2 separate regions of the Homo sapiens genome follow, and region 2 is linked to region 1. A link is a loop called in an ENCODE intact Hi-C map of the cell type or tissue named here. Cell type or tissue: Calu3. All regions are shown on one strand. Region 1 has its middle 18 kb from the start of SNX27. Region 2 overlaps SNX27 (sorting nexin 27).

Region 1 (5,000 bases):
TAGATGAAGATGATATCCTTAACTCTTTGTTCCATGAGTGTTCTAGATCTTCTACAAGATTATAATCTGCTAGTGAGAACTGTCTTCTCAAGGGATCCAGGCCTTCTACATTTGGAAAGGCCATTGGACAGGTCATCTGGAATCTTTTGGGAAGCTGCGTTGATTTGAAATGTCATTATTGCTGATTGGAGCTCTGAAGAACCTGCCATTTGACAGAGGAGGGAACCGAGACTCAGAGAGGTGAAGGGGCCACTTGACCTCATCATGGTAGGATGAGCCAGGCCAGCACCCAGCCCTCCTTGCCACCCTCACTGAGCTTCCTGTCCTACCTTTTTTTTTTTTTTTTGAGACAGAGTCTCCCTCTGTCATCCAGGCTGGAGTGCAGTGGTGCCATCTCGGCTCACTGCAAACTCCGTCTCCCAGGTTCAAGCGATTCTCCTGCCTCAGCCTCCCAAGTAGCTGGGATTCAGGCATGCACCACCACGCCCGGCTAATTCTTGTATTTTTAGTAGAGATGAGGTTTTGCCATTTTGGCCAGGCTGATCTCGAACTCCTGACCTCAAGTGATCTGCCTCAGCCTCCGAAAGTGCTGGGATTATAGGTGTGAGCCACCGTACCTGTCCTGTCCTTCCTTTTATCCCCTTAAGGAGCCCAGGTTGGTGCTCTTTTATTCAGTGGATATGTAATAATTCTGGTTATTTCATCCTCTCCAGAAAAAAAAAAAATAAGTGTATGGTTTGGTGGACTTTCTGGAAACTTCCAGAACCAATTCTTCCTGAGTAAGGGCTTATTAAACATGAGCAGGCCGGGCGCGGTGGCTCATGCCTGTAATCTCAGCACTTTGGGAGGCTGAGGTGGGTGGATCATGAGGTCAGGAGTTGGAGACCAGCCTGACCAACGTGGTGAAACCCCATCTCTACTAAAAATACAAAAATTAGCCAGGCATGGTGGCACGTGCCTGTAATCCCAGCTACCCAGGAGGCTGAGGCAGGAGAATCACTTAAACCCAGGAGGCGGAGGTTGCAGTGAGCCAAGATCGCGCCACTGCACTCCAGTCTGGGCAACACAGTGAGATTCTGTCTCAAAGATAAACAAACAAACAAACAAACAAGCATGAGCAAAATGAACTGAAACTTCCCAAGGAACTCTAGGAAAAGCTGGTCTAACACATGAGCCTTACAAATTAGTTTTTTTTCAATCACCTTTCAGTCTACCAAAATTTTTACCAGTCTTAAAATGCTCCCAGTTCTTTTCTGTTTTTTGGGTTTTGTTTTTTGTTTTTTGTTTTTGTCTGTCTGTTTGTTTGTTTGTTTTGAGACAAGGTTTAACTTTGTCACTCAGGCTGGAGTGCTGTGGCACGATCTCAGCCCACTGCAGCCTCAACCTCCTGGACTCAAGCGATCCTCCCACCTCAGCCCCCCAAGTAGCTGGGACTACAGGCATGCACCATCATGCCCGGCTAATTTTTTTGTATTTTTAGTAGAGACAGGGTTTTGCCATGTTGCCCAAGCTGGTCTTGAACTCCTGACCTCAAGTGATCCGCCCACCTCGGCCTCCCAAAGTGCTGGGATTACAGGTGTGAGCCACTGCAGCCGGCCTAAAATGCTCCCAGTTCTTCTCAAAACTCTGCCTCTGATGATGTGAGCTGTAAGGCAGACTAAACTAGGACACGGACACATTTTCAATTTTTCATAAAATATTTGCTTTCCTAGAATCCAGTATCTTTTTAGGCCTCTTTTTTTATCCTTCTGGTGCTAGGCCTAATTTACAAAATGGCTCCCTCATCTCATCCTAATTTGGCTGGCTGCTCTTTGCTAAAGAACTGAGTTTAGGATTTACAACATGAAAACTACAGAGACCCAGGCAGGTCTGAAGAGACAACTTGCTTGTCTTCCTGTGGGGCCCGGCGGCGGCCACCTGCACAGGTGCTGGAAGACTTGCTGCCCTCTAGTGGCTGCATCCTGGGCGCGCAGGAGTACCTCCACTTCGCAAATGAAAAAAATCCTCGTTTTCAGGTTCACCGGCTAAACGTGCTCTGAAAGCATTGTCTTCCCCTCCGAAGACCCATGGAATTTTAGAGCTAAAAGGGAACTTAGTCCATCCCCTACTTTTCTGGTTTCTCGTTTTGTTTTGTTTTGTTTTGTTTTGTTTTGTTTTGTTTTGTTTTGAAGGAGCCTGAGGATCAGAGAGATTGGGTCCTTCAGCTAAGAACCTGCAACAGTTAGAGAAGTAGACAGGAATAGAATCTCCCCGCTACCCCACACCCTTATTAAAAGACAGGGAAGGGAGAGGAAGTCACCATTTGAAATTTAGAAGTACACAAGATGCAAAAGGGTTGTGTACTCGAGTGAGCCAAGTGATCCCAGGGGATCCCGGAGGGTCTGGCTAAAGGCTGAGCTCTCCCCGTCAGCCACTCCCCTGGCCCGCCCCCTCCCCAAACCGCTTCTGCTTCCCCAGGAAGCTACTTTGTAAGTGCACGCAGGCCTCGGATAGGGACCATCTCTCTGCCGCTTTTTGAACTTTCCTTAGGTCAAGGACACTGCACTCCAGTGTAGATCTAGATTTTTGTCCAAATTTCAACCTAAAGTAATTCACTCCCCCACCCCCGCCATTGGGCCTCGGTTTACTCATCTGTCAAATGAGGGAGTTGGATCGGATGCTTTCTAAGGTTTCTTTTAGCAGTGGTAGTTTATGATTGTCTGCCTCTTGGCATACAAGTGTCAATGAAAAGAGACAAACTATAGAATATTTGAAGAGATTTATTCTGAGTCAAATATGAGGGACCAATGGCCTGTGACATAGCACTCAGGAGATCCTGAGAACATGTGCCCAAAGTGGTCAGGCCACAACTTGGTTTTACACATTTTAGGGAGACATAAGGCATCAATCAGTACATGTAAGCACCCAGCTGATTCCAAGTCTTTAGACAGTAACTTAACTCTTTCAACCAATTGCCAGTCAGAAAAGCTTTGAATCTACCTATGACCTGGAAGCTCCCCCAACCCCCTTCCAGTTGTCCCACCTTTCTTTACTAAACCGATGTACATCCTTACATGTACTGATTGATGCCTTATGTCTCCCTAAAATGTGTAAAACCAAGTTGTGGCCTGACCACCTTGGGCACATGTTCTCAGGATCTCCTGAGTGCTATGTCAGGAATCAATAGAATTAGAATCAATAGAAAGGAATATCTGAGTCAAGATAAGGGATTGTGAGACCAACCTTCTATCATACAGATGAAGCCTCCAGGTAGCAGGCTTCAGAAACAATAGATTGTAAATGTTTCTTATCAGACTTAAAGAGTCTGTTCCATCAGTAATTCCAAAAGGGATGAGGGTTATGATGAGGTATGTCCAGCTCCTGCTTCTAATCAGGACCTGAACTAGTTTTTCAGGTTAACTTTGGAATGCCCTTGGCTGAGAAGACGGGTCCATTCAGATAGTTGGGGAGGCTTAGATTTTTATTTTTGGTTTACACCAGTGTCTGGTGGCACTACTAGACTGGTGGCAACTTGAGAGCAGAGTCTGTGTATCTTTTCCTCTTCACATCCTCAAAGCCATGCCCTATATCTTCTCTGACATTGAATGCTAAAAAAAATTATTTATTTAGTTATTATTTATTTATTATTTGTTTTTGAGATGGAGTTTCACTCTTGTTGCCCAGGCTGGAGTGCGATGGCGTGATCTCAGTTCACTGCAACCTCTGCCTCCCAGGTTCAAGCAATTCTCCTGCCTTAGCCTCCTGAGTAACTGGGATTACAGGCACATGCCACCACACCCAGCTAATTTTTGTATTTTTGGAAGAGATGGGGTTTCACCATGTTGGCCAGGCTGGTCTTGAACTCCTGACCTCAGGTAAAATGCCCGCCTCGGCCTCCCAAAATGTTGGGATTATAGGCATGAGCCACTGTGCTGGGCCAAAAAATACTTATTGACAATTATTAACATATTTAGCATGTGCTACATGCCAAACGTGCCACATAGGATCCCCTCATATGGCTTTGTGCTGGCCACTGCCACACCCATGAGATTGTCAGGCATGGCACTAAGCACAAGTGCTCTGGAATCGAATCACCTATGACCTAGAACTGGTTTGACACTTTCTACCTGTGCATCCTTGGACAAGTGACTTACTATGTCTCAATCCCTCATCTGTAAAATGGGGATTAAATGACAGTGCATGTAAGCACTTGGTAAATGTTCTTATTAGATAGGCATTATTATTTTGGTTTTATAGATTAGGAAATTAAGGCTTAGAGAGCTTAAATAACTTTTCCAAACTAGTATGGCCAGTAACATATCTAAGATTATGAGCAAGATCCAAAGCCCATGCTAACTCCTTAAACTCTATGCTACACTATTCCCCTATTGTTGAATGACTGAATACAAGAACAAGTGAATGAATGCATGAATAAGATTATTTATTGCTGATGGCAATGATAATAGCTGGCATTTGACTCTCCCGTAAGGAGGATATTGGTCCCAGAATCTGTCTCTTCCTCATTCCCTAGGGCCAACTAAGAAAGAAAATGAAAACAATAATTTAAAAAAAAAAACAAACAGAAATGCCTCTTTATGATGAAAAAAATACAGGTTTCTTCTAAATCAGGGCTGTTCAATCTTTTGACTTCCCTGGGCCACAATGGAAGAAGAAGAATTATCTTGGACTACACATAAAATACACTAACACTAACAATAGACAATGAGCTTAAAAAAAACTGCAAAAGAATCTCAATGTTTTAAGAAAGTTTACAAATTTGCATTGGGCCACATTCAAAGCCATCCTGACGCGGCCCAGGATGGCTTGATTGAATAAACTTGTTCTAAATCAGTAAGCACGTATTAACCATCTACTTTGTGGCACTATTAGGGCTAGGCACTGTGGAATTAGAGATATCCCTGACCTTTAAAAGCTTGCAGTCTCTCTGGGGAAACAAACACATGCAAAGTCCGAATTATAATGGAAGACAGTACATTATGACATCCTACAACAGGGTAATA
Region 2 (5,000 bases), 88 kb before region 1:
TAATAATAAAATTATGGGCCAGGCTCAGTGGCTCAGTCCTGTAATCCCAGCACTTTGGGAGGTCGAGGCAGGTGGATCACCTGAGGTCAAGAGTTCGAGACCAGCCTGGCCAACATGGCAAAACCCTGTCTCTACTACAAATACAAAAATTAGCTGGGTGTGGTGGCACATGCCTGTAGTCCCAGCTACTCGGGAAGCTGAGGCAGGAGAATCGCTTGAACCCAGGAGGCAAAGGTTGCAGTGAGCCTAGATCGCGACACTGCACTTCAGCCTGGGCAACAGAGCAAGACTCTGTCCCTCCCCCACCCCACCCCCCAAAATAATAATAAAATTATGTACTAATACACAGTAATTCAAGATCTTTGTGTGTTAAATGGAGAAACACAATGGACTTTGCATCAAGGTCCCTATTCCCCTCCTTTTTTAAAATTAGTTAAGCCACTAACCAGGTTGTAATCCTTTCAAAAATGACTAGGACTATAGGTTTTAAAGGTAGGAAGGGGCATTTTTAAAGGGATTATGGGGACATAAACTTACCATGACCATTTTTCTTTGTTCGTATAGCTTCTGTAATTGATAGGACTTTTCTTCTGCTTTGATGTAACCTTTCTTCACATCATCGACTGCCTATCACCAAAACAGAAGTAGAGCAGAAAGGAGTGTAAAAATCATTATTATGTACATTCTCGATGAAAACAGACACAGACGCATTTTCAGAAAATCTCTTATCCACTTGGACCACCATCATTACCAGTGAACTCTGCCACATGTCCAGGGATATGGTCTGGCTCTGTGCCTCCACTCAAATCTCATCTCAAATTGTAGTCCCCATATGTCGAGGGAGGGACCCGGTGGGAGGTGACTGGATCATGGTCTGGTTTCCCCATGCTGGTCTCATGATAGTGAGGGAGTTCTCACAAGATCTGATGGGGTTTTTTTGTTTGTTTTGAGACAGAGTCTGGCTCTGTCACCCAGGCTGGAGTGCAGTGGCACAATCTCGACTCACTGAAACCTCCGCCTCCCAGGTTCAAGCGATTCTCTTGCCTCAGCCTCCAGAGTAGCTGGGACTACAGGCATGAGCCATCACGCCCAGCTAATTTTTGTATTTTTAATAGAGATGGGGCTTCACTACATTGGCCAGCCTAGTCTCCAACTCTTGACCTCAAGTGATCTGCCCGCCTCGACCTCCCAAAGTGCTGGGATTACAGGCATGAGACACCGCACCTGGCCTAGATCTGATAGTTTTAAAAACAGCAGTTCCCCCTGCATGTGCTCTCTCTCTCGTCACCTTGTGAAGAAGGTGCTTGCTTCCCTTTCACCTTATGCCATGATTGTAAGTTTCCTGAGGCTTTCCCAAGCCATGCGAAACTGTGAGTCAATTAAACTTCCTTTCTTGCACTTTGGGAGGCTGAGGCGGGTGAATCACAAGGTCAGGAGTTCGAGACCAGCCTGGCCAACATGATGAAACCCCGTCTCTACTAAAAATACAAAAAATTAGCTGGGCATGGTGGCAGGCAACTGTAATCCCAGCTACTCGGGAGGCTGAGGCAGGACAATCGCTTGAACCCAGGAGGCAGAGGTTGCAGTGAGCTGAGATCATGCCACTGCACTCCAGCCCAGGTGACAGTGCGAGACTCCATCTCAAAAAAGCACAAACAAACAAAAAAAAACCTTCCTTTCTTTATAAATTACCTAATCTCAGGTAGTGTCTTTATAGCAGTGTGAAAATGGACTAACACATCCAGTAACAGGTATACTTATTGGAATAACTAGCATTTAAAGAATATCTGGCAAGCGCTCAAGCATTCTTTTAGGTATATGTGAGAGATCTGGTTTCTCGTGTCAGAGGACTTAAATTCCAGTTATTTTATACATGTGTAAACAATTAGAGAGCACTGAAAGACAGTATATAATGCTGCATTACAATGAAATAGCAAACATGTATGGTACAGACAGTGATATAGGCAGTCAGAATGGAAGCACTTATTGATAATTACAGTTATCAGGGAAGCCTTAGGTGGATCCCCAAAGAACAGAATGAAGAAGAGAAACTATAAGCTAAAGATAGGAAACAGGAATGAGTCTGTGCTTAAATACTTTGAGAAAACAGATTTGCCTGATTTAAATAAGGGAACAGGAGACAATTAAAGATAATGCTGGATAGGCAGACTAACACTAGATTATGAAAAATCCTAAAAAGTAGGCACAGGAATTTAGACTTAAGGAAATAAACAACAGGGAGCTAAAATAAGCAATAAGAAATGGCTCCTTCTTTATTAAAGAAAGTTTGATTTGTGTTTGAAAGCCACATGAATTAACCTGAAGAGAGAATGAAATAAGGAAGATCAATGATGTTTGGTACTCAAGGTGGAAAGCATTTCCCAGAGTATTTTAAGGAAAGATAGTTGGATAGGCAAATGAGTTCAAGATTAAGTCAAGAGGGCCAGGCGCGGTGGCTCATGCCTGTAATCTCAGCACTTTGGGAGGCCAAGGCGGGTGGATCACGAGGTCAGGAGATCGAGACCATCCTGGCTAACATGGTGAAACCCTGTCTCTACTAAAAATACAAAAAATTAGCCGGGGAGAGGTGGCAGGCGCCTGTAGTCCCAGCTTCTCAGGAGGCTGAGGCAGGAGAATGGCGTGAACCCAGGAGGCGGAACTTGCAGTGAGCCGAGATAGCACCACTGCACTCCAGCCTGGGTGACAGAGCAAGACTCCATCGCAAAAAAAAAAAAAAAAAAAAAAAAGATTGAGAGACTAATTCAACTTCTAGTTCTGTCACCTACCAATGTGTACTTGCATAAGTCATGTAAACCCTTTCACTGTGTAAAACTGGAATATCTCATAGATGTACAAGAAAAAGATGACAGATGTTAAGAGTTTTGTAAAGTATATATCAGTAGCTATTATTAGTATCATTTAGCTATTAAGTTCTTCTAAGAACCGTACAAGGATATGAATGTCCTGCCAGGAAGTGACTAATAGAAAGATTATGCCAGTCTCTCCCCAACCTGGCCATACAAGTGAAGGCTCACTTAGGCACCGAGGATTATAGCCACAGAGGGGATGTTCAAGAAGAACCACGATGCAATGTCAATGTCCTGAAGATCCTGAACACTTTCCTCTTCATCACCAAAACACTGTACTGCTCCAGCCAAATTTAAACCAATTATTGAAAAGCCAGCAGAGAAGTAGAGGGGGGAAATAAATAAACAATACTGGTCTATCCAGTTTCCAAAGAAACTTACAGTGTTATTTAGCTCAGGGAAAAGGCTTTACAACTATTTTTCTTTATTTCTGTATTGTTTCGATGAGAATAAGAATATAAGAATACTGTCTTTCTGTTTTGTTTTTACCCCTAACGCCTAGAACTATGTCTGACTCACAACAGTACTAATATTTGATGAACACTTTCCCAAGGCAGAGGTGGGTCACAGTGATTATCTACTCCAGCAATTCCAAGTGAGCTCTTTTACACATGGGGCAGTAAAAATGGTCTTCTTTCATTTCTAATCAAGAAATTGCTTACCCAGGTGTGGTAGCTCACGCCTGCAATCCCATCATTTTGGGAGGTGGAGGCGGGAGGATCACTTGAGGTCAGGAGTTCAAGACCAGCCTGGCCAACATGTTGAAACCCCATTTCTACTAAAATACAAAAATTAGCCGGATGTGGAGGAGGGAGCAGGTAATCCCAGCAACTCGGGAGTCTGAGGTAAGAGAATCACTTGAACCCGGAAGACGGAGGTTACATCTCCGTGAGCCCAGATCATGCCACTGCACTCCAGCCTGGGAGACAGAGCAAGACTCTGTCTCAAAAAAAAAAAAAAAAAGATTACACTGCTTGACTGACTAAGTGGAAAACATAAATATCACCACCCTAGTTTCCTTTTCTTCTTAAATTTTTTTAATTAAAGTAAAAGATGTATATAATTTAAAAAAACAAAACATATAGTACTAAAAGGCTCCTAATAAAAACAGCAGCCTCTGATCCCAGAGCGTCATTCCACAAAAGCAACTACTTTTAGGCACTTTAAGCAATTTCTTGTGATAATCCCTCCATAATTCTAAATGGCATGCTTACATTGACAATTCTTGACTTACCAATTTTAGACACTGTTGACTTACTGTGTTGAAAATATTTGGTTTTAACTCTCTTGTAGCACCCAAACACTCCCACTTCCTCTTCCCCCAACTTCTCAATAAAAAATTAAATACTCAATAACTGCATTATTATAAATATGTAAACACTATTCACAACTAAGCTATATACTATGCTATGACTTCCTTTCTTGCAAAATTTTTTATTTCCTCTGAGGTTAAATGCCTCGTGTTTTTGTTTGTAACTTCCCATGTACCTATCACCAATTTTTCCTCCACAATAACCAAATATCAAAACTCTTTTACTTAGACATTCATTTTCTAAAAACTGTCAACGGTTGTCATTTGCTGTGGTATCCTCCCTTGTTCTCTTTGTCCTTGCAAGTTTACGCTTTTTAAAATTCCAATACTGCTACTTTTGTGAGCTTTCAGGAAACAGCAGCTTAAATGTGTGTACACTTTGCTAGGTTTAGCCAGAATTTAAATATAAATGATTAATTTCTACCTTATTAATTTTTAAGGAAAAGGTTCATTATTACCATTAGCAACTAACATATAATATCTCATCAATTTAAATGAATACATTATTTCATATTTTAACATTTCTGAAATTGGGATGTATCTTACAATCAATGATGTATCAGTTTAACTGACAGCTTTTTTCTCTTATCAATACATAAAATAATGGTGCATCTTATAATTGATAACATTTTAGAACTGTGAAATTCGTTAAATATTCCTACCATCAAAATATGATACAAAAATAATTGAAATTAAGTAAGAGAAATTTAATATACTTTTCAAAAGATACAGTTGTTTACTTAGTCCATCAAAAAACAGCTGCCAGGCACAGTGTTTGTGGCCAGGTGCGGTGGCTCATGCCTGTAATCCCAGCACTTTGG

The links. A loop is a pair of places that touch in the nucleus more often than their neighbours do. Peaks named below come from ENCODE experiments on the same cell type or tissue, not always from the same donor. Only the 100,000 strongest peaks of a DNase experiment are listed, where the experiment ranks them.
Region 2: a loop joins it to region 1, with 2.7 times the contacts of the local background. A loop is called at or near these places in 11 of 110 quality-filtered maps.

The regions. Positions count from the first base shown.
Region 1 is chr1:151,591,283-151,596,282 of GRCh38, reverse strand. No RefSeq gene overlaps it. Among named protein-coding and RNA genes, the nearest start is that of SNX27, 18 kb to the left of the region's middle. RefSeq lists a cis regulatory region at 1-41 and enhancers at 1,020-1,520, 1,521-2,021. In Calu3, a CTCF peak has its summit at 1,956 (motif pointing left); a DNase peak (open chromatin) is centred at 1,922.
Region 2 is chr1:151,678,983-151,683,982 of GRCh38, reverse strand. It overlaps SNX27 (sorting nexin 27), which reads right to left. Exons shown (of 12, transcript NM_001330723.2): 8 at 538-627. Among named protein-coding and RNA genes, the nearest start is that of CELF3, 35 kb to the left of the region's middle. In Calu3, no CTCF peak of the experiment used is centred here; a DNase peak (open chromatin) is centred at 3,022.